Regions from separate parts of the Mus musculus genome. Here region 2 is linked to region 1. A link is a loop called in an ENCODE intact Hi-C map of the cell type or tissue named here. Cell type or tissue: left cerebral cortex. All regions are shown on one strand. Links, peaks and the distances in the headings refer to the core of each region. The heading gives the core; the rest is flanking DNA. Region 1 overlaps Cnmd (chondromodulin). Region 2 has its middle 26 kb from the start of Olfm4.

Region 1 (4,395 bases), core at 298-4,297:
GTATATATTAAGAGATGACACAGATGGGGAAGTACAAGGAAGTCAAGCAAATCTCATCTGCTAGTAAACAAACGGGGGGCCTAGAAGCCCATGATAATGAGGACATTTGCTAACAAAGGCAACAAGTGAAGATTGAAAGAACAAACCAACAAAAAGCAAGCAAACCCCTAACGTTTGTTCATTAAAGGAGCCATGATACCACCCTGGTTGTGCTTCCTAAGGGAGGGCCTCAAGGAGGGAAGGGAGTCTTGTACCCAACAGGCATTCTAGAAACCTTTGGAAGAGTCTGATACAAAGATTGGGGTATCCTAGTTTTTTTGGGTCTCGTAGAGCCCTGAAATCTTGAAGAATCAACCATCCTGTGTCTTAAGAATCTGAGCTGCCTGGAGGTACTTGCTCGGCACAGGATACCATTTCCAATTTACATAAAAACATACAGTGACTAAGCATAGCTCACAGCACAGTCAATTTCCTATAAACGGCGACTTAGAAATTAAAGTCAATTAGGTTTTTTTTTTTTTTTTTTGAGACAGAATCTTAGACTTGTCTCAAACTCACAAGTCTATTCCCGCTTCCCAAGTTCCGGGTTGGCAGACATGCGTAGCTATGCCCATCAAGGCCTCAGTACTGATGCCTACTGTTTGAGAAAAACTCCTAACTGTCAAAGAACACTTGTGACCACCTGCACTGTGGGTGTGCGAGGCACTGACCTAGATGCACTTGGCTTTATTGATGTCCGCTCATGCATCTGGCAGAGCATGCACATATGAAATCCATATTTCATTATAAATTACCCTCATTTTATTGTTCCTTTACATTATAGTTGAGGGTTATATTGATTTTTTTTAAATCAATAACCTACCTACTTTCAAGGTAGGTTCATGCTGTAGGTTTTTTCCCCCTTTAGCTTTTAAATCACAAATTTCAGATATCCACATATTAAAAGAATTGTTTTCTGAAAACCATGATATCCAAATGTGCTCACCACTGCTGTCTGTTGTTGGTTTCTACTTCTGTTCCTGAAATACGGTTTCAGGTCTGAGGAACTTGGCTTTCACCAACAACATGGATGCTTGTCAGGGTATAATCTTTTAGAATACAAACCACGAGCTGTGAATCAACCCTTGCTTGCTTGTTTGTCTCAGGGCACAAAGTTTGGGGCACTTGTTTTTCTGTTGTTGTTGTTGTTGTTGTTTGTTTGTTTTTCAGGGTTCCTCTCTCTTACGGTGTCTGTTCTCTGTTGGACTGTGTTAAAATACTGGGGTCCCAGGTATCAACTTACAGGTAGAACCTTCCATGATCTAGCCCCCACCTGCATCTCCATCAATCTCCGCCCCTGTCCTTGATGTAGTTGACCGCATTGAGAGGGGGACTGTGAATCCTCTTGTAGTATCCTTTCCAGCTCTCCCTGTTAAAGTTCAAACGATTTCTCGAAAGGGTTGGGACTGTAGCTGAGTGGAAGGGTGATAGCTTAACACAAGAAAGCCCCTTGGTTCAGTTCCCAGCACCACAAATCATTCCAGGCCATTATTCAATTACCGCGTCCTCACCTCTGCCATGCCTGTGCAAAGCCTCTAATTGGCAGCGATGCCTTTCTGTGTGGGGCACACTTTGCCCATAGCTTATCATGACACATTTAGGGGCTGACCTCAAGCCATTTCTGTGTGCATGTCTTCCTTCTAGACCGGACCAGAAGGTCTTTGAAGGATAAACGTCGGTCACCTTCCACCCCTTGTGCTTAGCGTCATCCCTCCACACAGTGAGCCTCACTCAACACTTCCTGCGTTTGACTGATGGTTTAAAATAGAGGCAAAAGTAATAGAAGATGACCACAGAGTCTGATTCATGTCTTTTCAAAAGGCCAGGCTTGTTTAAACCCATAGCAGGTACTATCCATCAAAGAAATGTTCCACTCACCAGTTCTGACTTAGAGAAATGTAGAAGCTATCAAAGAGAATTGATCAGCTTATGAAATATTTGTGGCCCTGTTCGTCTATGAGGACAAAACACAATCAATACCATTATTAGAAAGAAGCAAAGGATTATAAAACAGATATATAGGTTTGGGATTAAAATATTTTCAGAGGATATTCTTGACACATCAACCTCCCAAGAGTGAGGGGCCTTTTGTAATTCATCCTCAAAACCCCCTTTGCATATTCTGAGATTGTGGGCACATCACAGGTACTCAGTTTTGTTCTGGATTGAAGGATGTGTACACAGGAGCCACATTTTATTAGTTTATATTGAGTAGTACAGAGAAAAGAAATGTTTTTCCCTGTCCTGGGTTTTGCAGTAAAAGCATTTAATAGGTTCAGAGAAATTACACTTGTGCACAGACCAGAACCATTTGCAATCTGATGACCACACAAAGTGCAGCTGGGCACACTCAGGGCTTCAGAGCCTGTCCCCAGGTCAGGGCCCTTTGTGAACACAGCCAGGCTTCACTGGCATCGATAGTCAGCATCTCAGATCACTAATGCTAGCATCTGCTGGGAATTCAAAAGGACTTGTGACGCGTGTTTTGGCTCCCACGAGAGGAGAGTGCTTTCCTATCAATGAAAAGCTTCTTTCGTTTTTCTCATAAATCAGAGGAAGATGGGTTGATGAGATGTTTGTAGACCAATGAACTATCCAAAGAGACATTATTTCCAAGAGCCCTCCTTCGCTATGAAGCTTCGCCCACATCGTCTGCCGATTTAGCAGAAGAACCCAAACACAAGTGCTTCGTCCTGTCAGCCAATGGGAAGTGTAGGCCAAGTCAGCACATGCACACTGAAGCATCAACCAAGAGCCCAGTGTCTCAAACTGCCTCTCAATTAAATTTTGCTCAAAACAAAAAGGGACTCAAATGTTTCTTTTGTAATAGGCCATGCCAGAAAACATGGCTTATGATAGGCATCCACCCATGCTTATTTTCTGGATTAAATGGAAATTAGAAAAATATGGATGTAGAAACTACTGTTGACAAACCACCCAGTCATTAAAATGTCTCTATTCTCTAGAAATCCAAAGTTTTGCCCTTGCTGTTGAAGACTGTTTGAGCACTCTACATGTCAAGTTATAGAGTATCGCCTGGTTCTCACTGGCCCTTCTCAAAGACTTTGTGCAATGTCAAGAAGCGTCGGTTCTTGGCAATGACATTATATTTTCCCATTTGAAACAATAAAGCTTTATTTTTGACTTCTAAGTCCACATATTTTCTAGAAGTAAACTCACTTCCAAACTTTTGTTTTGGCTTGGAGATGGGAATCGCATGTTGCTCCGTCTGCTTCAAACTCCAGGGCTCAAGTAATGTCCTCCTGTGCCTTCCTGCCTGACACCTGGGCCTACCGCACCCGAAGGGCTTTGTTATTTTGTATATTTGCCGGTATTTCCTCTTCATTGCAAGAAGATGGAGGACAAAGCAAGACCCTTTCTCAAGGAGCAGAAGCTACACAAGGCAGGTGGGTTGCTGGCCGAGAAGCTGCTGTTGAGAACAGTAACCACTGCGTGCGTGTGTGCGTGCGTGCGTGCGTGCGTGTGTGCGTGCGTGCGTGGCTGCTTCTCCTCGGACTGGAAAAGCCAGGGCTTCACCTGTTAGACTCTGCAAATGCGTGAAGTGTACTTACATTTTTAAAATCGTTGACTTCAATTGCTTCTTCCGCTCCGCTTCCCATTTTAAAGGTCTCCAAGTTGTTCACAGCATCTATTTCCATTGACCCATCTTGTAGTTTCCCATTGATACTCATACTGTAATGAACATTGTAAATCTAGAGGAGAACAAGAGTCTTTGGTACCTTCTTCCTTTCAGCAATTTGGGGCTTATCTTTAGGTCCACAATATGTGAGGATGATCCCATCTTTTTCATAGATACAGAAAAATAGCATTAATAGGAATACTTTCATTTGAGGAATCTATCCATATACCAGTCAGCTAGTACAATGATTTCTGGTGTGTGTGTGTGTGTGTGTGTGTGTGTGTGTGTGTGTGTGTGTGTGTCTATGTAAGCCAGAGGTTAATGTCAGCTCTCTTCCTTCATTGTTAACCACCTTACTTTTTTGAGACACTGTGTCTCACTGAACCTAGATGGACCAATTCAACTAGACTGGCTGGCCCCTGAAAGCCTGTCTTGTACTCCCCCGTAATAGGATTACAATGTGGCTTCAGTACCTGAAGTTTGCATGGCGAGTACTTTAGCAAGGGAGCCATCTCCTTAGCCTGATTGTTTTAAAATACTAAGTAAAATATTCAGTAGTGCTTGATAGCTACTTAAAGAGCTCAAGGACTTGGATCTCGGCTACCCATCAGAAGCAACTAGGGACCATATCTGGACCAATTAAAGCTCAACTGTGAAGTTGAGTTTTCTAAAGTTTAATTCTATTTGTAGCTGGACTGAGAACCACCCACAGATAG
Region 2 (4,395 bases), core at 70-4,069, 370 kb after region 1:
CCCCAAATCTGTTCAGGGCTCAGCCTAGAGACAGGTATGTCCTTCAAATTGCAACAAGATATGAAGATAAAGACACACATGCTATACGAAACACAGGTTAAAAAACAGTGACATTATATGTAATCTAGCTTAAGGCAATTTTCCAGATGAGTGTTTCTATTAAGTACACAGAATGACCTCTGAAAATTCTGGAAAGGAGGCAGGAAGCCAAGAGAACCCGAACAATCAGCTTCTCACTCCAACTGTTACAGAAGCATTTGCCTGAAAAGTCCCTTCAGACCCTCCCTGGCCATGGTGTGTCAGCTTACAGTGGCTGCCTGTAGAAAAATCTCCCCACCAGGAAGGCTGAATGATGGAGGTGTTTGGACTCATGGGTTTATGCACTGCAGTTATACAAAGACATTTTAGCCCAAGATTTATCAACTATTGTCTGTTTGAGACACATACGTGTACATCTAAGCAGAACCGTAGATTTTTTTTCTACATGTCCTTGTGTGCATGGGCGCTTGCACACGTGTAGACATGTATGTGCTTACATGAGGAGGTTGGAGATCTTTGGGGTTTGTTAAGCAGGAGCTGTTCACTTTATTATTTGAGACAGGGTCTCCCACTGGGACGAGGGTTTGCACGCTAGGCGAGGCTGGCTGGTCAGGGAGCCCTAGGGATCTCCGGGATTATGATGGTGTGAATCACCACACTTAGCTTTTAACATGGGTGCTGGGATCCTCATACTTGCATGGTAAGCACTTATTGATTAAGCTGTCACTTCAGCTTCCCGTGTGCACACAAACTTAAGGGTTACTGATGTATAATTTATATGCGTAAAGCGTGCTGAGTTTTGGTGTATAATTCAGTGAATTTTGACAAATGGATAGTAATGTGATGCCTACCATAATTAGGAAAGAAAACATTTCCATTATACCTTTAAGAAAATACATCTCAAACCCTTTTATAGTCACCTACTCTTTCACCTTCCAGTCTCCATACCACCAATGGGTGTGTTATACTGTCATCTTACGTTTATTCTTTCCAGAAAGTCATTGACATGGAAGAACATGAAGTATAGCCTTTCGAGTCTGGGTTCTTCATTTTCCTTTTAAGGATAGACAGTGGGTTAAAATTATACCAGGGCTTTATCAGAGCTCTGGAGGTGTCCTTCATTTTCTATTACTATCCTTGGGGCTGCATAAGGGGCCTGTGGCTTGGAGCTGCCATCAAGGGAAGGTACCTCCAAAGTGTGAAAGTTTCCTGGCACCTAGCTATGCAAAGGCTTTTCTTCAACTCCGTACTTTGTGCCTTGAGCATCTCTCACTCAAGTGAGACTTGATGCTAACTCATGACACATGGAGTGCCTCTGAGTACAGGATTCAGAGTCGTGCAAAGCTGATTTGACTCTTCTGATGATTCTAACGGTATGGCTGTAGGCAGGTGCCTTTCACTCCTGAGACTCAATGTCATTTTCTGTATGATAATTCTGCATGACCACCCAGATAGGAGTCTTTTTGGGTGAATTAAATGATGCTAAGAATATAAACTCCGGTATGCGCTCTGCCCTTCACAAACAGTTACCTCTGTTTCTTTCGATTTAGGTTGAGGGTAGTCATTGTGTTGATAAGGTAAAAGGATAACTGGCCCTGGAAGTTACATTTCTCTCGATGTTAGCTGGTGCAAGCAGTTTCTCTTTGAGCAGGAACATTTTGGCCTGAAAGAGTTGCAAGAACATTCTCTCTCTGTCCTTGCATCCGAGATTGGGTCTTTAGACTTGATACTTCCTGTGCTTCGGTGGATGAATAAAGCCAACAAGGAAAGTAGAAATTGAGCCCATTGCCATTTTCTTTTTAACTTAGCTGGAAGCCGGCTTCATCACGCTCTGTGGATAAGTTTAAAATAGATGTGTCTGTTTTCCACTGGCTTCTCTGTACTCAACAGGGACATTGGTCTTCAGAACAGGGATGGGTTTTATTTTGCATGTCACTTTTAGTTATGTTTGAATGTGTTAAGTTACTAAGCATGGTGGAATGCTTTGTCTTTTTAAGTTGTGAGCTCTGCAGAGGGAAAGCTCTACAAGAGAGAGACAGGGGACAGTGTGCAGCTCCCTCCAGGATGACATAGTTAGGGTCTGAGTCTGAGCCGTTCCTCATCTCAAACAGATGTCATATCATGAAGCATCATTAGCCTCCTGTGTTCCTGAATATCCCATAGCAACAAAGGGGTGAATTGCAACATACCAGAAAATAAAACGCAAGCACATTTCTAAGGCATAGTCCCAACGAGTAAAACAGACCAGCTGGCTTGGCTCATGGGTAAGGCATGCTATTTAAGTTGTCAGCTCGTTGCCAGGCCCCACATTGGTAGCATGGGATGTACCCGTTTGTCTCTGAAATTTGCATCTGTTCTTGGAGCTCATTCAAGGGAAACCACCCTTGGAGTCAAGGTCCATGGTGGAGAAAGATGATCTTCGGTGCATCAGAAGAGTTTTTTTTTTTTTTTTTTTTCATAGGTTGTCACCCCAGGGTTTCTTAGAGTCAGGAGTTCCACTACAAGGATGATTTCCCAGACCTTGACTCACATTAGAATTACTAAAGTAAGACCTGTGTGATCGAGAAGTTTCAGATGGCTTGGATCTCAGCGAATGTGAAGGTGGCAGAGGATATGGCAAAAGGAATTAGATTCCTGTGTCCACCCAGGAAACGTATGGTGACTCCAAATATCTTTGTTTTCTCCCTCCCTCCCTCCCTCCCTCCCTCCCTCCCTCCCTCCCTCCCTCCCTCCCTCCCTCTCTCTTTTCCTTTCTTTTCCTTTCTTTTTTCCTTTCCTTTCCTTTCCTTTCCTTTCCTTTCCTTTCCTTTCCTTTCCTTTCCTTTCCTTTCCTTTCCTTTCCTTTCCTTTCCTCTCCTCTCCTCTCCTCTCCTCTCCTCTCCTCTCCTCTCCTCTCCTCTCCTCTCCTCTCCTCTCCTCTCCTCTCCTCTCCTCTCCTCTCCTTTCCTTCCTTCTTTTTAAAATTCCCACTTTAACTTTCTTGGAAATAATAAGCAAACATTAGGCATATGACTTTGACTGCATGTCCATGGTGCACTGTGAAATGCTCAATGCTTTTAAGCTTATTAACATGCCCATTGTCCCGTATAAAGACTAAATTTATTTCCTTTTACTTGGCTTCTGTCAACCAACTGCATTGCTTTTGAAATGTAGGCAATAATTCTCTTGATGCATTTTTAGGACTGGAGATTAAACTCGTGGCCTTAAGCATGCTAGGCAGCAAAACCTCTACAATTGTGATGTGCCACCAACCTTCGATAATGTTTTTATATAGCTATTATTGGTACTTACTCTAACTTTCACTAGAGTGACTATTATCAGCTATCATTTTATTTTAAGGATAGAAACAACTTCTTTAAGTGGAGTTCTGCTGATTCTGTTAACCAAGCCTGATTAATTCAATGGTGCTATGTCTGAATACCTGGTAAGACAGCTTAAGGGAGAAAAAGTTATTTTGTTCACAGTTTGAGATGATATAGTCCAATATGACAGGAAAGGCATGGTGGGGTGGCTCTGTGATAGCCTTAGTGTCTGACCATAATTATCTTGCATCTCACTAGGCCAAGAAGCAGAGAGAAATCTTTAGAAAATGGGTTCCAGCCTCCCCTACTACTGTTTCTGTTGTTTGATAACATACTATGACCAAAACCAACTTGAGTTTACTCAGTTTATTTCAGCTTATGATGATAGACAGTCATTGAGGGTAACCTAAGCAGACATGCAAGACAGGTGCTTGAGGTAGAATTCATGAAGAAACATTGCTTACTGGCTCATTCTCACTTTAATGCTCACCCAGCCTTCTTACATATGCCAGGGCTCACTAACTAGGGATGGTGTTGCCCATGGTGGGCAGATCCTTCCTACATCAATAAACAATCAAGAAAATGCTCCCACAGATATGCCACAGGCCAATCTGATGTAAGTAATACCCCAGTTAGTATTCCCTCAGATAACTCTAGACTGTGTCAATTTGAAAGCTGAAGCTAACTAGGAGAACCTCTAAGGCCTGCCCCATAGTGACCCACTTTCTCCGCTATGCCCCACTTGCCAAAGGTTTCATAACCTTCTGATACAATGCCAGTATCTGGGGACCAAGTATTCAAACACACGAGCCTGTAGGGAACATTTTACATTCAAACCATAACGAATGGCTTGGCACAGCTGCATGCTTTTTCTCCCTCAGTTCAGTGGTGCCAATTTCACTATTTTATTCTTATTAGTATTTCTTTTAACTTCTTCCTCATGACCCAAACCTTTTCTTCTCTACTTCATGTCCCACTTGTGTGTGTGTGTGTGTGTGTGTGTGTGTGTGTTTTCAGGTGCCACCAGGACTTATTTTCTCTCATTCAAAATGAT

What was found. Hi-C counts contacts between places; a loop is a spot of excess contacts. Peaks named below come from ENCODE experiments on the same cell type or tissue, not always from the same donor. Only the 100,000 strongest peaks of a DNase experiment are listed, where the experiment ranks them.
Region 2: it touches region 1 in a loop (1.9-fold over the local background); 1 of 42 quality-filtered maps calls a loop at or near these places.

What each region holds. Positions count from the first base shown.
Region 1 is chr14:79,652,978-79,657,372 of GRCm38, forward strand. Cnmd (chondromodulin) reads right to left here. Exons shown (of 7, transcript NM_010701.3): 3 at 3,612-3,752. Among named protein-coding and RNA genes, the nearest start is that of Cnmd, 7.0 kb to the right of the region's middle. In left cerebral cortex, for the core only: no CTCF peak of the experiment used is centred there; a DNase peak (open chromatin) is centred at 2,503.
Region 2 is chr14:80,023,968-80,028,362 of GRCm38, forward strand. No RefSeq gene overlaps it. Among named protein-coding and RNA genes, the nearest start is that of Olfm4, 26 kb to the left of the region's middle. In left cerebral cortex, for the core only: no CTCF peak of the experiment used is centred there; DNase peaks (open chromatin) are centred at 1,974, 2,285 and 4,017.